Linked DNA regions of Homo sapiens: region 1 is linked to region 2. Evidence: read pairs that join two places in POLR2A ChIA-PET (ENCODE). Cell type or tissue: PC-3. All regions are shown on one strand. Each heading gives the region's core, and the rest is flanking DNA. Links, peaks and the distances in the headings are about the cores only.

The links. ChIA-PET counts read pairs that join two places held together with the same protein. Peaks named below come from ENCODE experiments on the same cell type or tissue, not always from the same donor. Only the 100,000 strongest peaks of a DNase experiment are listed, where the experiment ranks them.
Region 1: POLR2A ChIA-PET joins it to region 2 with 14 read pairs; 2 of 35 experiments call an interaction of 5 or more read pairs at or near these places.

Annotation. Positions count from the first base shown.
Region 1 is chr10:34,479,596-34,489,316 of GRCh38, reverse strand. The region is part of intron 3 of PARD3 (par-3 family cell polarity regulator); the gene reads left to right. It also overlaps the pseudogene ELOBP4. Among named protein-coding and RNA genes, the nearest start is that of PARD3, 330 kb to the left of the region's middle. RefSeq lists enhancers at 1-524, 3,690-4,190, 4,191-4,691. In PC-3, for the core only: no CTCF peak of the experiment used is centred there; no DNase peak of the experiment used is centred there; H3K27ac peaks cover 335 bases.
Region 2 is chr10:34,332,947-34,342,667 of GRCh38, reverse strand. PARD3 (par-3 family cell polarity regulator) reads left to right here. Exons shown (of 25, transcript NM_001184785.2): 16 at 852-1,041; 17 at 5,242-5,393; 18 at 6,425-6,469. Among named protein-coding and RNA genes, the nearest start is that of LINC02629, 430 kb to the right of the region's middle. In PC-3, for the core only: no CTCF peak of the experiment used is centred there; no DNase peak of the experiment used is centred there; H3K27ac peaks cover 477 bases.

The sequences.
Region 1 (9,721 bases), core at 922-8,921, 150 kb before region 2:
TCCTGTCCTCACCAGAATGGAACATCCTGGAGGGATTATTGGCCTTCCAGTTCAAACGATTCTTCTGCCTCCTGCCTCAGCCTCCCTAGTAGCTGAGACTACAGGCATGCACCACCACGCCCAACTAATTTTTGTATTTTTAGTAGAGACAGGGTTTCACCATCTTGGCCAGGCTGGTCTAGAACTCCTGACATCACATGATCTTCCCACTTCAGCCTCCCAAAGTTCTGAGATTACAGGCTTGAACCATTGCGCCCAGCTGTAGATATTTGTCTTTGGAAGAAAGACTTTGTAAACCTCCTTAGAAAGCTTTTAGTGGGGCGGGCAAGCGGCGGGGCCATGCGCATGGCATGCTGGGCTGTGGGCGCTGGCTGCTGGGAACCCGGCAGAACATGGCCGTGCATGTGTGCTGAAGGGAGAGGTGGCCACAGAGATAGCGTGTTCCTCATGATCAAGTGCCACTGCATCACCATCTTCACAGATGCCAGGGTGTCTAGCATGGTGTTTGAGTTGAAGTGCATCGTCGAGGGCATCCTCAGCAGCTGTACAGGGATGACCAGCTCTTGGATGTTGGCAAGACGCTGGGAGAGTGTAGCTTCACCAGCCAAAGTGCATGGCCACAGCCCCGGCCACAGCGGTGCTGGGCTTCCAGGCGGACGACGGCCTTGAGGCCCTGCACATCCCATGGTTAGGAAGCCCCAGGACACAGGAAGCAGTGCTCACGAGCAAGCCGTGCACAGAGGGCACTCTGCGTGTCCGTGAGAGGCCCACTTCCCCCAGTAAAAGAGATTTAGATGTCGGGGGCAAAAAAAAAAGGGTTTTAGTACCATGAAGATTCATTTGCATCCCAGTGCCTGTGGTCCCAGCTGCTCAGGAGGCAGGGGTGGGAGGATCCCTTCTGCCTGGGAGGTTGAGGCTGCAGTGAGCCCAGATTGCATCACTGCACTCCAGCCTGGGTGACAGAGCGAGACTCTGTCTCAAAAAATAAATAAATAAAAATAAATAAATAAAATAAAAATAAAAAATTCATGTGCAAGATGAAAAGCCCAGCTCTGATAAAAATGAAGTATGGAGATTACAGTGGAAGTTTAACACCTCATAGTTGTAGAGAGGCTTGCTGCTGTGAAGTAATTGTTGATGGTCAACATACACTGGGATAATTATGAAATCTTGTAAAGTGCAGGAGCTTCAAACGCACATCCTGAGGTGACAGAAAACTGGCAAATGAAATTGGCAAATTGCTAGTCCCCAGGTAAGAGAAAAAGATTACGCTTTTATATAGTATTGTGGAGTAAAGGTTATAATAATAAAGAAATGGGGGAATAATGCTTGACAGTTACTGCTGTATTTGAATCCTTAATAAAATAATAGAAGACAAATGTCAAAGGAGAGGGCATTGAGCATTTAGAGAATATCTGCAATGCAATCAATAGTCAATGTCAATTTTTGAAAGACAAATTACTTGTTAGATGAAGTTATAATTTTAAAATTTAATTACATGATTGTTGAACTAAATTGGTAAAATGAAAGTGATATGAGGAATTTGGTGCAGATATACCTATAAAATTATATGTGAAGAATTAATTTAGATTGACTCCCACTCAGATATTCTCATAAGGGAGTCAGCACTGCATGAAGGACCATAGTGCAAAATTAATAGTTAAAAAAAAAAAAAAGTAAAACCTGGATGGGATTTCTAGCCAGGGAGTTTATCACCAATATTTGAAGCGGCAATTCTTTGTCCTTTTCCTGGTAGAAAACCCTTTTTTTTGTTCTCTGGGGCCTTCCAACATCTGTAATTGTTTCTTTGCTACAGAGATTGCCCTTTCAATACTTGAGACAATCAATGTGAAAAGGACAGAGATAGATGGAAGTCCTGTATCTCAAGATGGAAGTCATTCATTTTCTTAATTTATTTATACAGTAACACTTTAACAAACATTTTCTCGGTGTCCTTTGCTGGATTAAAAACTGGGGGTAGAATCACAAAATTTAATGAGGCAGACAGATGAGAAAGTACCAGATCTAAGTGAAGTCAAGCATGATTTCACTTAGTCTGTAGAAACCTTTTAAACTTCTCAGAGATGGCAATGCCTGCCCGGCCGACCTTAGAAAAGAGAGTGAGTGAGAAGAGGCCCAGAAGAGAGAACTTGGAAGCCTCTTTGGCCTTCTGTAGTTGCAGAGTGTTCCAGTTGAGTGTAAGGGTGCAGAGACATTGTTCAGCTCACAGAGGATACAAAAATGGTCTTGTGCCCCAAGCAGACCGAAAATTCTGAGTTATGACGTCTGATTTGTGGTTTACAAAAGGTATCATGAGTGCTTTGTAGAGGATGACTTGGAGACGGCCAGGCCTGGAGAGAGAGAATAAATCAAGCTGAGAAATGATGAGGATCCGTGACTGCCAGTATGAAGTTCACATTTTTAAAAATCACAGCTGAATTATATATGTGTACATATATAATATATTTATTTTATATATAGCAATTATATGTATATAGTATGACATAGCCCTGCTGCTCAGAGTCACAAAAGGGTAATGGTCACTCAGACCAGCAGCACTGATGTCACCAGGACAATGAAATGCAGAATTTCAGATCCTACCCATTCCAGACCTACTGAAGCTCTTTAACAAGATTCCTAGGTGGTTTCTGTGCACATCAACCTTTGACAGTCTCTGACTTAGAAGACACTGAGTTGCCTCATCCAAAGCTACCTTGTTTGCTTTGTCACCTTCTAATCACATTGTTTCCAATCACATCTGGTACAGCCATACTGAATTTCTTGTAGTTTCTTTAATTCTCTTGAATTTCAGTGTCTGGCTTTTGCACATGCAGTTTTCTCTGCTCATGTATTGTCTTCCTTCTGCCCCATTCATCTGGCCAGGCACCACCACCATTGCCCTGAAACAAAACCAAAACAGACTGTAAACAAAAAATAAAATTTTAAGACCCCTAACCAACTGAATGGACCCATTCTTGGCCAAGAACATACCAATGTAAACCTGAAAACTAGTTCGGGCCATGATGGGAAAGGGGGATTGGATGTACCTTTTTATACCCTCCTCCCTTTGGAATTCAGGTATTACTGACCAGCATTAACATTAAAACAGGCTGGCTCGTGCCTCTAATCCCAACACTTTGGGAGGTCATGGCAGGAGGATCACTTGAGCCCAGGATTTTGAGACCAGCCTGGGCAACATGACACTGTATCTACAAAAATAAGAAAATTAGCCACTCATCGTGGCACGCACCTGTAGTCCCAGCTGCTTGGTAAGCTGAGGCAGGAGGATCGTGTGAGCCTGGGAGTTCAAGGATGCAGTGATCTACGATCGTGACACTGCTCTCCAGCCTGGGTGACAAAGTAAAACCCTGTCTCAAAAAAAAAAAAAAAAAAAAAAACCCAAAACGTTTAAACAGCCACATTATAGTCTCTTTGTAGCAATAAAATATATAACAAAATGACAGGTAGCTGGACCTTAAAGAAATCAAAGTATTTTACCCCAAAATATATTTCTGTGATGTATTTTGAAATGGCCCCACAAATCTCTCTCGCAAGGAGTCTGACACCTTTTTAAGTCTGATTAAAAATCATTTACCATCTATTCTCCCTGAAGCCTGCTACCTGGAGGTTTCATCTGCATAGTAAGAACCTTGGGCTCCACAACCCCTTATATTAACCCAGATACTCCTTTCTGTTTATTCCAGATCTTTAGATAATAACTTAACTCTTTCAACCAATTGACAGTCAAAAAGCTCTGAATCTATGACCCGGAATCCCTTGCTTCATTGTCCTACCTTTCCAAACTAAACCAGTGTACACCTTACATGTATTGATTGATGTCTGCTTATAACTTCTGTCCCCTAAAATGTATAAAATCAAGCTGTAACAAATCACCTTGGGCAATTGTTCTCAGGATCTCCTGAGGCTGTGTTGGGGGCATATCTTTAACCTTGGCAAAAATGAACTTTTTTTTTTTTTTGAGACAGAGTCTTGCTCTGTCTCCCAGGCTGGAGTGCAGTGGCATGATCTTGGCTCACTGCCGCCTCTGCCTCCCAGGTTCAAGGGATTCTTGTGCCTCAGCCTCCCGAGTAGCTGGCGTTACAGGTGGGCACCACCACGCCCGGCTAATTTTTGTATTTCTAGTAGAGATGGGGTTGCACCATGTTGGTCACACTGGTCTCGAACTCCTGACCTAAGGTGATCTGCCTGCCTTGGCCTCCCAAAGTGTTGGGATTACAGATGTATGCCACTGTGCCCGGCCTAAACTTCTAAATTGATTGAGACTTGTCTCGGATACTTTTAAGGGCCTGGCCTCTGTGGATATGACAGTGAAAGGTGAGGTTGTCTAGGAGTGGGTTGCCAATGAGGAGGAAGGTCCTAAAACCTAGGAGGGCAGCATGGCAAACACAATGACACGATCTGGCAGCCACGAAAGGAGCTTGTGGAGGAGTGGTCAGAGGCTTTCCACAAGAGGTGGCCTGCAGGAGAATGCAAAAGGTTCATAGGTAAAATTTAGCAGTTATTTTTCACTTGAAGTCTTTGCTAAAGCTCTTAAAGACAGTGCCTCTCTTAGATGTTCCTGTAGTGCTGTGTACTTATGAAGCAGCAGGATCACGCTGAAGTGCTGGATCATGTCTACATTCTCCAGGGCACTGAAAACTTCACGAGGGCAGAGACCAGGTCTATGTTGTATATTATGAGATCCTAGGGACATGGGGCTCAAAAATATGGGTTGATAAAGGGAAAGACATTTATGGCACTCTTGGCAAAACAACAACAACAACAAACAACAACAACAAAAACTATGTTAGTTGAGTACTCGAGAGGAGCAATGAAACAGCACACTCCTGTCAAAAGATTGCCTATGAAGAAAATAAGCACAAGAGCAGTATCTGGAATGGAATCTGACAGAGGGAGTGGTATAGTTCCTTTAAAGATTTATGAGAGTCGTTCATTTAGCAAATATTTACCTAAAATTCTCATGCTTTGTGAAGTCCGTATTTGTGATTTTAGCTGTTTGCTAAAATTTATTTGTAGCTCCTAAATTAATACTCGGGGCACCTTTGTGCTCATTCATGAACATGTGTTGGATGGCAAACAGTTTGAGTCACTTGACTAATATGTTTCCAGTTGAGGCTGAAGAATGGGAAACTGCCTTCTTGCTCTGGTTTTCATATTTTAAAAAAGTGTCCTTTTCATGGGCTATTTGGTGCCATGTTTTTCGTGCTTTTTGCTGGTGATTTTGCTGTTAAAATGGCGCCCAAGCATAATACCAACATGATGTCTAGCATTCCTAAGCACAGTTAGTCTGTGATATACCTTCCGGAGAAAATATATTATTAGGTAAGCTTTGTTCAGGTATGAGTTATAGTCCTGTTAGCCGTGAGTTTAATCAGCAATATATATTAATTAAGATGTCTTTATACAGATCACACCTAAGGCAAGGCTCTGTATTGAATGGTGAACAACAGGGTTGTGGTCAGAGGCTCCACCTAACCTTGTATTTCTCCTAGGAGCAGTGGTTGAGTATTTGCTAATTCAGTGTTTACAGTTACTTTATATAACATAACTATTGTGCAAAACTAGAATCAACTGTATTTAGTTTTCCGGGCACTGTTTTGGGCACTGAGGGTGAGACAGTGAGGAAGAAAGATACGTTCTATCCCCTTGTGGGTCTTACATTCTATCTGGGGCTGTTGGCCATATGGAAATAGAAAGGTAGCACATCTCCTACTCAGCACATATATGAGGAAAAGCAATATTATAAATAACAATAGCATAAGCTTCCCCCCTTTTTTCTGTTTTTTTTTCTCTCTCTTTTTTTTTTTTTTTTTGGTGACAGAGTCTCACTCTGTCGTCCAGGCTTGAGTGCAGTGGCATGAAATGGGCTCACTGCAGCCATGACCTCCCAGGCTCAAGCAATTATCCTGCCTCATCTTCCAGAGTAGCTGGGACCACAGATGCGTGCCACTGTGCCTAGCTAATGTTTGTATTTTTTGTAGAGACGAGGTCTCACTATGTTGCCTAGGCAGGTCTCAAACTCCTGGGCTCAAGTGATCCACCTGCCTCAGCCTCCCAAAGTGTCTTTTTTCTTTCTCATGTTTTGTTCATTTTTGTTTATCATCTGCAAGAGAAACACATTTTTGTTTGTTTGTTTTCTGAGATGGAGTTTCGCTCTTCTTGCCCAGGCTGGGGTGCAGTGGTGCGATCTTGGCTCACCGAAACCTCTGCCTCCCAGATTCAAGCTATTCTCCTGCCTCAACCTCCTGAGTAGCTGGGATTACAGGCATGCACCACCACACCTGGCTAATTTTTTTTTTTTGTATTTTTAGTAGAGACAGGGTTTCTCCATGTTGGTCAGGATGGTCTTGAACTCCCGACCTCAGGTGATCTGCCCGCCTTGGCCTCCCAAAGTGCTGGGATTACAGGCGTGAGCCACTGCACCTTGCATTTTTTTTTTTTAATTTTAAGGAAAATAGCTCACTCTTACCTGTTCACATGCCCCTCTATCCTCCCTCTAACTTGCTTCTTTTTTCTTCTCTCAGTTTCTTTCCACCTTATATTCCCCTGGTCTCAGCTTCAATCTCCTCATTGCTCATTAAGGTATGTTTCTGAAAGTACAAAAAGAATCTAGAAAAATAATTCCATAATATTCTCTCAGTGAAAGTCTCTGGTACCAGGTATGTAAATACCTTTAGTTATTTTCATCTGGGCTTCTCATGGTATTTAGTACTCTTCTAACTGTCCCTGTTGGACATTTACTAACATTTGCCTTTTACCTGTCCTGAGCCAGTCGCTGGGGAGTAGCAATCTGTTAGAGGATTTGTTCCTTTTTGAATGGTCAGAGGCCTGGGGCAGGGGCTCACACCTGTAATCCCAGCGCTTTGGGAGACCGAGACAGCAGGACTGCTTGAGGCCAGGAGTTTGAGACCAGCCTTGGTAATATAGCGAGACCCATTAATTTAAAAAATAGAAACATTAGCCAGGTCGGGCATGATGACTCATGCCTGTACCAGCACTTTGGTAGGCTGAGGCGGGAGGATAACTTGAGGCCAGGAGTTCAAGACCAGCTTAGACAACGAAGTGAGACCCTGTCTCTACAGAACATAAAAAAATTAGCTGGGCATGGTGGGGGGCACCTGTGGGTCCAGCTACATGGGAGGCTGAGGCAGGAGGATTCCCTGAGCTCAGGAGCTCAAGGATGCAGTGAGCAATGATGGTGCCACTGCAGTCCACTCTGGGAGGCAGAGTAAGATGCTGCTTCAAAAAAAAAAAAAAAAAAAAGATAAAAATTAGCAGGGCACAGTGGTGTGTGCCTGTAGCTGAGCATGGTGGGGGGCACCTGTGGTCCCAGCTACATAGGAGGCTGTGGCGGGTGGATTGCTTGAGGCCAGGAGTTAAGGCTGCAGTGAGCTATGATTGTACCACTCTACTCCCATTTGGGAGACAGAGCAAGACCCTGTCTCAAATAAATGAATGAATGGTCAGAATGGGATTCACTTTAGAGTGATTTTTTTTTTCTACTTTTCTACAGTAAATGACTCTCAACATCTTGGCCCCATATTTATTAGTTTTGAAAATCACTAGGATAATGATGTCTAGTTAGATGCTAATCAAATATGTATTGGTTGAAGTAGCTGGATGGTAGCTCTCCCATAGCAAAATAAGGACACCAAAATATATATAAAAGAGGAAAAGTCATTGTTGTGAACTGCTGCTTTCCATTTGCTCTCTGGGTGGCCAGATCACTCCCTGATGTGTCTGGCAGGGGCTCAACTAACTTTTCCCCTGAACTGTACTGGCTTAGCAAAGGACCTGGGGATACCACGTTTTTATGCACAGGATTCAGTAGCCAATGCCTGTTTTGATAAGTAGCTGGTCATTTACATCATTGCCTCAGGCCAGGTCCTTCACTCTCGCCTGAGAGGCAGGAAGAGAGAAGTCAAAGGCTTTTCACCTCTGATGTCCATTTCTTATGCCCCTTAACCACTCTGTTCTACCCTGGGGATGAAAGGAAAGGAGTCCCTGAACACACACTGGGGCCTACATGAGGGTGGAGAGAGGGAGAGGGAAAGGGAGGAGGGTGATGATAAAAATAAATAAATAAATAAATAAATAAAACAACTGTTGGATACTATGCTTATTACTTGGTTGGTGAAATATTCTGTACACCAAACCTGTGACACAAAACTTACCTGTATTAGAAACCTGCAGGGGCTGGGCGTGGTGGCTCACACCTGTAACCCCAGCACTTTGGGAGGCTGAGGCGGGTGGATCACCTGAGGTCAGGAGTTTGAGACCAGCCTGGTCAACATGGTGAAACCCCATCTCTATTAAAATTACAAAAATTATGCAGATGTGGTGGCAGGCACCTGTAATCCCAGCTACTTGGGAGGATGAGGCAGGAGAAGAGCTTGAACCTGAGAAGCGGAGGTTGCAGTGAGCCGATATCGCGCCACTGCACTCCAGGCTGGTGACAGAGCAAGACTCCGTCTCAAAAAAGAAAAAAAAAAAAAAAAAAAGAAAAAGAAACCTGCAGATGTACCCCTGTAGCTAAAATAAAAGTTTAAAATAAAAATAAAATATTGGAATACATCTATTTAAAAAACGAATTGGGAAGTATTTTTGTTCCTGACTGATATATCTTAGCCAACTTTAAAACATTTTGTTCCTACTTTGTTGGGGTGTGTGTCTAGAGTGGATGAGTTGTAAAAATGAATAGAGTCAATACTTGTCCTCTAGTTGAATAACTGGCCGATGCTGTTAAAAGTAGAAACAGGTTGGGCGAGGTGGTTCATGCTGGTAATCTCAAGGCTTTAGGAGGCTGAGATGGGAGTTTCACTTTGAGGCCAGGAGTTTGTGACCAGCCTGGGCCACACTGTGAAATCCTGTTTTTACAAAAAATAAAAAATTAATTAACCGGGAGTAGTGGTGTCCACCTATAGTCTCAGTTACTGGTGCAGCTGAGGCTGGAGGAGCACTAAGCCCAGGAGTTCCAGGCTGCAGTGAGCTGTGATCTTGCACTGCACTCCAGCCTGGGTGACAGAGCAAGACCTTGTCTCTAAAAAGACAAAAAAGGAGAAGCAAGGTGCAGTAGGAGAAAGAGGCAGAGGAATTTTACTAGTACGTCTGAGCTGGATTGTTTCCTTTGATCCTCCACACCTATCTGTGCTCTGCTCCATATGCCAAGAGGCCAGCCCCTCACACTGACTGTCCAGGCTCTATGCCGTCTGCCTTGTGCCTGCAAGGACTGCAGCAGCAGGGCATTGACAGAAGTGGAAAGATGGAAAAGGCAGGCTTATTCAGCCTTCCTGGCTGTGGCTTTTGTGCAGCTGTGGCCCTCTGGGGAATGTCACAGCTCCCCTTGCCTCATGTGAGCAGAGGGCACTATACCCTTTGTTGTCATTCCTTAATCCTGCCATATATTAGAAACAGTCTTTCTGCTAAACTGTCCTCAAAGACCCCTCTCTGAGTCCGCAAAACACTTGGTGCCAGGACACAAATACTAGATCTGATGGGTTGGAGGAGGTGCTGTCATTTGAGGAGGACTTGTAGAGTACAGGACACACTGAAGTGGGTGGAGAGGAGGGCAAAGGTTCCTGATAATGGAAGTTGCAGCACTGGTGCGCCATGCAGTTGTCTACTGTGGTGCATGTTCAGGGAGCTGTCTGTGTGGACAGGCTACAGGGCACCGGCAGTGGCTGTAGGGGCTAAACATTGG
Region 2 (9,721 bases), core at 710-8,709:
CCATCCCAACATCCTCAGTCATGGCCTGAAAAACCTCTGGCCACTCAGATCCTAATTTTTTGCATCAAGATCACTCCAGGTATCTCTCCTTTTCTAGGCTTTGTTTTTGGTAATACTCATCTTTTAAGTTTCACCTGACTGCATCATGGGCTTTTCTCCATCATGCATTTAATAATGATGTTGTTGCTATCTAAAATAAATATCATCATTTCTTCTGGCAGAAAAGATCATATTGACCATTTAAAACCTAATTCTGATGTTAACTTTTGCCAAGATTTCCAGCACTTCCTACCCCCAGTAACCCAGGCAATTACAACACAAGTGAATGGCTTTGGACTCATCTCTACACCACCATATAATTATCACTGCTTGTAATTCTTTCTCCTTCACTAGGGCATACGTCCTTTAAGGACAGAGACTGTGTCTTGCAGTACCTGCTCTGCAGCAGTTGCTCAATGAATGAATGAATAAACAATGCAAGTTAGTGGGGCTTCTTTGTAAATTTCCTGGTAATTTTTCAAAGGACATTCACAGTTTAGAATGCGTGTAGCATTTTCACATTATAAGACATTTGAGAGAGTATCTTTGGCTTTAGGAAACTTCAAACCAGAAAAATTGCATGCATTGCCCTGAGCTATATAGTTGTAGCGTCAGAGGTAGTAATAGACTCGAGGTCTCTGTTTGACAATCATTTATGAAAAATAAATGTGCTAAATTCTGTTTTGTTCTACCAGGTTGAGCAGATATGTGGAAAATTAGACTTTTACTAATATAGCAAAGTATTAAAATTAATAGATGTAACACTTTGATCGATGTCTAGAATTTTCTCTTCTTCTTTTTTCACTGGACAGGTAAATACCAGCTGTCCCCTACAGTGAATATGCCCCAAGATGACACTGTCATTATAGAAGATGACAGGTTGCCAGTGCTTCCTCCACATCTCTCTGACCAGTCCTCTTCCAGCTCCCATGATGATGTGGGGTTTGTGACGGCAGATGCTGGTACTTGGGCCAAGGCTGCAATCAGTGATTCAGCCGACTGGTAAGCTCATCGTCCAGGGTTGGAAAACATGAATTAATTACAGTCCCATTTTATGTTTAAGTGGCTTACTGCTAAATACAGTTAATCATTTTTTTAATAGCTCTGTCTTCATGGTTTTTATATACTTATCACTCTTATAATAAAAGATTATACCCGAACTCTGTAAATTTAATTGTTTTAGCCTTCAAGAGCTATAGTTAGTAATATAACCAAAACAATGACAAAACTACTACCAGTCAAAAAACCGTGCTCATTTGTTTTTCACTTTCACTTTATGATTTATTTCACATCTGTGTTAATTTGATGCATTGTTTTTTAATTAAATAAATTCTTGGTAACTCCCTAAATTGATGGCAACAATTAGATACTTTTGCAAAACTAAGAGTTGATGTGTTCTAAGAGTGGGAGGAGGCTTTTTTTAAAGTGTTTTTTTTTTTTTTTTTCAGAGTGCTATAACCATACTGTTTAAAATGCTTTGTAATTGCTTTTAACATAGTGACTTCTGGGGCACTCCCTGCTATTTTCTTTCCTGTGTCTTTCAAAATAGAAGAAAGCATTTGATACTACTGAGCCAATGTGTGGCTCATGAAGGTGGATGTGTGCCTTAATGTTTATGCCTAGTAATTATATACATCAATAAGCAAAAGCAGAGCTCCTCTTGGGGACGACCTCACAAGGTTGTAGTGATAATTAACACAAACCATGTGAAGTATTGTACCAGAATTTTCTCATTGCCCTTTCTCTGGGGTCTTTTATGAATATATCAGCAAAATCATATTTAAATGTTATGGTGTTGTTCCTTCACCACTTAGCCATTCCTGCTTCCTACTGTTTTTCTGGCTTGTGTCAACATTAAATATTAGATAGGAGGTGTCTGGGGGACTGGCATTTATTTGCGTTAACATTTTTAGTGATGATCTTAACAAAGTGAACCACTCCCCCAATCCTCTTCCCTGACTCTCCACATGAACACACAAAATACAGTTCATTTATCTGTTAATTATGAAGATGTTCTCTTGGAATAAATCACACCTCTTATTTGGGACCTTGAAAAGTTCATCTCTAGCTTTTCATTTCTTTCTTTTTAAATTCTCTTTTTGAAAGCACAGGATTTAAAAATAGAACTACCCTCAAACCTGTATGATAATGGCCCATCTTTGAATGAGGTTTTTGATTAAACATAGAAGGGAAGACTACAATATAAAGTAAAAACCCATTTGAAATCTGCAGATGGTGTTACATTGACTGCTGTGTCTCATATCTCTTTCTGAAAATGAAAGTAGCAACAACAGAGAAAGCAAGGATTAGATAGACGCAGTGTTCATCTTAGGGACAAAAGCCTTTAAATCTCTACCATGATGAGAAATTGTGGAGGTGGTCATAGTCTTTGGGGCATTATAAAGCAGTATATTAGTGAAAATAGATAAATAAGTAGAAGGGATAGATTGTGGCATTAATTTCCCTAAGGGGGATTTGCAAAATGGTGAGGACTTGGATAATTTTGCTGTGGGGAATGTGGGGCAAAGAAAATAATATGAATGAAGGGTTATCCAAACAAGAATGCCAGCTGTTCTGAATCACAGCAGAAAATGCAAGCTTTTCCAGCCTGACAATATCTTCCCTAATCCTTGATGAAAATGCTATGAAAACAAAAGGCCAATAAGACAGGATTAATAACTGGAATTTTAATAACATTAGGGGTCAGGATATGGTTACATTCTTTAAAGAATCAGCTGTCATTCCTGCCATCTAACTTGTTAAATATTCCAGTGTACCGTTTATTGTGTCTGAAATAAGTTTAGTGGGAATATTGATAGGGAAGAATTAATTTTGTCATAGTTTAAGAATATTTAGTTATTTAAGACTCTTACTAATGCACAAACTCATTTGACATTTTAAATTGTACATGTAGTTCACTGCACAGTTGTCGAAGGCCATGTCAAATGGCTAAACTTACTTGTTTACTTATAGAATATACTATTTTCAATCCATTAATCAATTGAGAGAACATTAATAATGTGTTTCTGGGGGAAAGGAAATAACAGCAAAATTCTAATCTTAATGGTAACATAATTTTAGAGGATATAAAATTAAAGGTGCACCAATATGTGGTTTTCAGGCGAGATTGGCAGTGACAATTTGTATTTCTTTGAAAAATCTTTTACCAACAATTTATTTCTACTAACACTGTATTTCAAATGCATTCTGTTTACAAGTTTGGTGCAGTATTGGAGTTGAGGTTTTTTTTGTTTTGTTTTTGTTTTTTTTTTGAGACGGAGTCTCGCTCTGTTGCCCAGGCTGGAGTGTAGTGGCGCGATCTTGGCTCACTGCAAGCTCCGCCTCCCAGGTTCACACCATTCTCCTGCCTCAGCCTCCCAAGTAGGGAGTTGAAGTTTTAAATTATTCTAGAAGAGGTAAAAAGAATTGGTTAGCATGTGCAGAGTGACTGAAGAGATCCACTGACAATATATAAAAGAATTATTGGAAATATATTATTTAGAGTTTGCTGTTGCAAGATTGTGTCATATTTCTTATCATATGGGTTTTGATTTTTTACTTTTAGAAGTGTGTTTTTTTCACTTGGGTGTATGTGCTCTCATCATATAAGCCATTTACACCTAAGCATAGTAGTATGTGAAGGGGCATCTGAGGGTAGATGTCTGTCATCATAATTTGTGTTTGATAATTTGAGATAGTCTTCATTGGGTGATGACTGACTTGTTTAGTAGTTAGCAATTTACATGGGGCTTTCACCTTAGGTTGCTGAATTCTCTTGTTAGCTTTTTAAGTGAATGAGACAACTGTTCTCTTTATTGAGCATATTTAATACATAATGAGCTCAAAACATTTCAAGTCACCCTACCCAGTGGCAGGGCTTTTGCCTGCTATCTTACTTTTCAAACTTTTACCATAGCTCTTTAAGAGCCAACTCTCATTTCATGCACAGTAAATCGCAACTAAATTTCTGATGTACATCCAAAGGTTGACTGTTTTTTTACTAGTATGGATGATAGTTCTTATAAGGCCATAAAGGGTTGGAAAAGCTTGCTTCCATCAGAAACATGAGGAAGACTATCATAAATTCAGCTGACAGTGGAAGGAGCCCTGGGCATTTTTAGTGTGCTCAGTTAGCTGTAGAGGGATGTTCTCTCACCTGGCCAGATAGGCAAGGTGGCCGGACCTGATATAGTAGAGCTAGTATACTTACTTACCCAATGTGCCCAGCACAGAGAAAACCCTTTTCATATTATGAACTGTGGCTAGAACACCTTATAGCACTTTAGAATGTGTTCACAGATTTTTACAAACAGGAGTGATTCTGGGACATCTTCAACCACTTGCGTTGGAGGAACACTTCAGAAGGCATCCTGTTACCAGGGATTTGCCATATGCTTCCTTATCATGCCCGCTTGAGCCACTGTGTTGGTGTCACCCAAATCAAATGTCATCTAAACTTAGTCATTTTCTTCCTGATTCTCATATACTGTTTATTCACTCATCTATGCATCCTCAGCATCTGTTTCAGACTTCTGGTTTAGTATTTTTCTTATGAGCTCATAGAGTACAGGGAATCTTTCTTATCTGTTATTTGGATCTACGTACCTGGCACAATGCCTTAATCAGAATAGGTTCTAATAAATGTTTGTTGAATTGATTTCTTTGTTTTAATATTTCAGAGAAACTGCAGCCTTATGAAATGGCATGCCATAATGGCATTTTTTTTCTTTCCTTAAAACACAACATAAAAGATACATAAGAAGGCTAGAATGTACTCTTTTTGAAACTTCTATTTAGTTACAATTTATATGGTCACTTGTTCGCTGCTAGTGTTTGTATATAATATATGACAGGTTTCCTGAAAAATTCAGTTGTTCTAATATCAGGCTCATTTTTTATGATCATCTTGAAATAATTCTGTATTGTCAAATAGAGTGAAGAAACAGAGAGGAAAGTAGAGAAGGAGAAAATTCACATGGAGAAAGAGTTACTCTAAAAGTTAAATTAATTTTGTATTTTTCTATCACTTTCTATACAGCCACAGTTTTTTTTTTAATGGACTGTATTTGTATTATTTAGTTGAATTTTTCTTGAGGAATATACATATGTATATTTACACTTGCAGGTATGTATGAACCTCCCTAAAATGGATGCGTGCTATTTTTAGTAAATATTTTTATTTTTATTTTTTCTTCACTCCAGCTCTTTGAGTCCAGATGTTGATCCAGTTCTTGCTTTTCAACGAGAAGGATTTGGACGTCAGAGTATGTCAGAAAAACGCACAAAGCAATTTTCAGATGCCAGTCAATTGGATTTCGTTAAAACACGAAAATCAAAAAGCATGGATTTAGGTAGTGAGTACAATCTCCATGAATCTTTATCTAAATAAGTTTTAAATGCTTTCAGGATAAAATTGATGGTCCCAAGCAGATGTCTGTTTACTTTGAGCAATAGAGAAAATAAATGTGAAATGTGGCAATTTGGCAAAAATTAGTTTTTCTCCCAGTTTGAGATAACGATATTACTCATAAGTGGCATGTTTACATAATATGCAATATGTTAATATATATGTTTTCTTAAGAGAATGGAAACAAACACATATGCATATCATGCTATGTCCATGTATCTTTATTTTACAAAATGAAATGTTTTAACACTTTGGCTATTTAAAACCAATTTCATTGAAATTGTATTTGGTTGGTTGTGGGATTTTTGAACTAGAAGAGAAAATTTTGGAGAGAAACCATTATCTCAATCCATGTCTAGAATTTGGTTACTTCATGATGTCTTCCTTTCATTGCTGTTCTTTAAGGTTTATTTATTGGAAGCTTTCATATTTTGATAATTAAGGCATTTAATCAAAGTAATAATTTGAGAGTATTTATTATAGAAAGTATTTAGGAGCAAATGAGAGGAGGAAAATAATCATAGTTGTTCAAACACCAATCAGGTAGTGTCTCTTTAAATCCAAATCCACCAAAAAAAAAGTAAAATAATTAATTATATTTATACACTGAATGATTTAAAACCTTTGTTAATCAACTGTAACTTATGCTGTTCTCTGGTGGCTGTTTGTATTCCAAGACTAAAAGCATTAATTTATCATACGCATAAAGAAAAATTTGGTGATGCATTGCCTTGGCTAATTATGATATGCTAACATATAACACACATGTCTGTGAAATGAAATGACTGGCATATTGCATGGAGACACTGCTTTTTTTTCCTCCTTTTTTGATTATGAATGTTTGCTTGATGTTTCATAGTATTTGCATGAAATATTAGCTGAGGATCGTCACCTAACTAAAAAGATCTGGGAATGGTGGAAGCATGGTGGGCTATGGGAACTAACTGGGCTAACTATTATACATTTACCTTTTAACAGTAGCTGACGAGACTAAACTCAATACAGTGGATGACCAGAAAGCAGGTAAGAATGGACAGTTAGACTGTTGCCATAGAAACGATGGCCCACATAGCTTATCACAATTATAGAGCTGCCAATCATATGCCATGTAAACATACATATTCCAGTCTTACGCAGATGTTTTCATTGTGAGAAATTGAATTACATAAGAAAAGAAATATTTTCTGTTAGTAGAAATTTATCAGTGGTGTACTTACTAAATAGTAATATGATTTACTGCTTCAAAAAGGCTAGAAACAACCTAGATTTTCTTAATTATATTCATGTAAGGATGTTTTATCCCAATTTTTAAAAAATCAAAATCCTGCAAACGTGATCTGTTATGGTAGAGTCCTAGGTTTTTAAGTCAGCTATGTGATGTCTAGGTTAACATCCAAAAAGTGATTCTCAGAGTGGTGATTTTGATTTGAAAGATAATAGTGCCAATATAAATGTTTTTCATTGTAGGACAACGTCCGGTATTGCTATCATTAGTCATTCAGAAAGGCATATTCTTTTTTTGATGCTGGAATTAGCTTATAATTAACCTGACGTTGGATTAGACTATATAATGCATATGGCTTCATATCTTAACTTTGTGAGCTTGTTCTAAATTCGTTACTTCTAAAATACTGCCAAATCATTCCATAGAAACAATGGATTATATTGAACTGGGATTGCATTATAGTCATCGATTTTGCTTTTTATGTTATTGTATGACAGTAATCACAGGAAGGTCTTTTAAGTGTAGTTAACGTGCTTTGTATAATTGACCATTTATGACTTATTATAAGTTTGGAATAGTGTTTTAATCTGTATCCAGTATGATGTAGTTACACTACTTAGCACTAATTAGCTTCAATTTGCCTTTTTAACTTGCAGTAGTAAATTAGTTTTAGCTGCTTAAAAAATGTGTATCCCACATATATATATGTAAAAATTATTGTAAACATGGTTGGAGTTATATTCTTTGGAGTATAAGATAGATTGTAAAAACGACATCTAATAAATCATAAGATTAACTGTATTGCACGGCAGTTAACCGTAGCCTTATCCCTTACTGAGTTGTTTGTTGTTCTTATGAAACCTAAAGTTTATTGAAGCAGAGCTAAAGAGAAATGTTATGTGATAGTTCACATATGTAAAATAGTAGTTAGTTTTTACAGTTAGCAGTATAAGCAATAACCCCGATCCAAGTAAACAGTCATAAAAACCAAATTGAGCTGCTCAGGTAAAGGACCTGACTTCATATACAATGTCAGTTAGGTAAAATAAGAAAAATACTTAATTTAACCAACTCACAGCTACTATAAGGAAAAGGACAGTTTATTGTGATCTACAACATAATGATATCCAAGTTATAACTCAGTGCGTTAGATAACTTTCATGGAAAGTCATTACATAAGTTTCAAGGCAGATTTTATAGTCTAATCAAAAATCAAACTGTGCTAGATTCTAGAGAAAAAGAACTTTTTTTTTTTTTTTTGCACTTTGTGCAGTCTATTCTACCAAATTAAATTAGAAAATATTGGGGCAAAAAATTATTACAAAGATGTCAAAATACTTGGTCTGTTGATTTTACATCTAAATGAATAAAATACCTAAAGTAGATATTTTATTATTTCCCTGTCCCCTAATATTAGACAGTGAAAAGATTTTCACTTATTTTTCTTTCGTCACTTCACTTGACTTGAGTTTTCAAGAAAGATTATGATTTTATAGATTAGTCCAAAGGTTTTTGGGAGAATCATAGTGGCATTTTAGCATTGAACATCTGTCTAGCCTAGCCATAAGCCTTTCATAATGAAAATTGAATTACATTTCCCTCTGCCCCTTGCAAAAGACATCCTTTCCTTTCTTTTTTTTTTTTTTTTTTGGCAAGAGGGATATTACTAAGTAGGAATAGGAAACAGATCTAGGAAAATAGTATGATTATGATTTCCCTCTTTTTTTTTCCATATTTAGGAATCTTGTATCATATTTTGGGGATAAATATTTCTCCTCAAATTATAACAAGGGAGAACAGGTATAAGAAGAGAATTGGATTTCTAATGGTTTCATTCTTGAAGTATAGAGATTAGCAAAGTATGCTAATGACCTAAAAGATATGTGTAAAGTAAGAGCTTAAAATATTGTTTTAAAATTAAGACAAAAGATACTAACTTTTATGATGTAAATAAAATCTTTTCCATATATTTTATGTACAAAAAGACTTTTTCAATTTTCATTACTAGTAAAATGCTGTTTGTATTGTTAGGGAATCCTTTTAATTTTTTTTCTAAAGACATTTGACTGAATCAATGTGTTAGGGATTTTAATAACTTCGCTGAGAAATCCTAACATATCATTCAAAACCTTTGTTATAGTTTCTTGGTCAAATATAGTACTAAAGTGTATGTTACTCATATTATAAATCGAATGTTAGCAAGCTTTTTCTGTAAAGGAACAGATGGTAAATATTTTAGATCTCTGTTGCAACTTTTACATTCTACCATTGTTGAATGAAAGTAGTCATAGACAATATGTAAATACATGGGCATGGCTGTGTTCCAGTAAAATTTTCCACATTTGACTCACAGTTTGCTGATCTGTGTTACAGGTTCAGAAGTTGTAGATAATTGACATTTTGTATAATTTTTTATTGTAAAAGTTTTCATCTATACATAAATATACAGAGAGTAGTTCATTGACCTTCCACAAACCCAGGGCCCACCATCCACAATGGTCAACAGTTTGCCAAAAGGTTATTTCAGAGTGTTATGAATTTAGGGAAACAAATAGGTAGGTATGCTCTGAATTGCACTTACAAAATTATCGTTTATCGAATTATACTTTGACCATTGTTTTTCTTTCCAAGTTTGCCTGTGTTTATGCTTAGGGACACTCAATTTCAATGAATACTCATGCCATTTCTGAAATTTATTATTTAAGTTTTTATTGCTGTCAGTACACTAAGTAAAATCTCAGCTAACTTTACACAAAGAAAAGCTTTATATAAATGGTGTTTTTATGAGAATTTTTTCTGGAAGCATGAAATCTTTATTCATGATATATACTCACATACAAATACATACACACATACACATATCCTTAATAAACTCAAGAAAGCACCAAATATTTGCCCAATACATGTGTATGGAAGCCAAATATAGCTGGTAAATTATGAAAGTTGATAGACATTTATTCACAAAAGGATCTTTCCAGTGCTAATTCTAGGAACTATAAAGGTAAATATCCCTGCCCAGGAATGATCTTTTCCCATTCTTTTTTATTCCT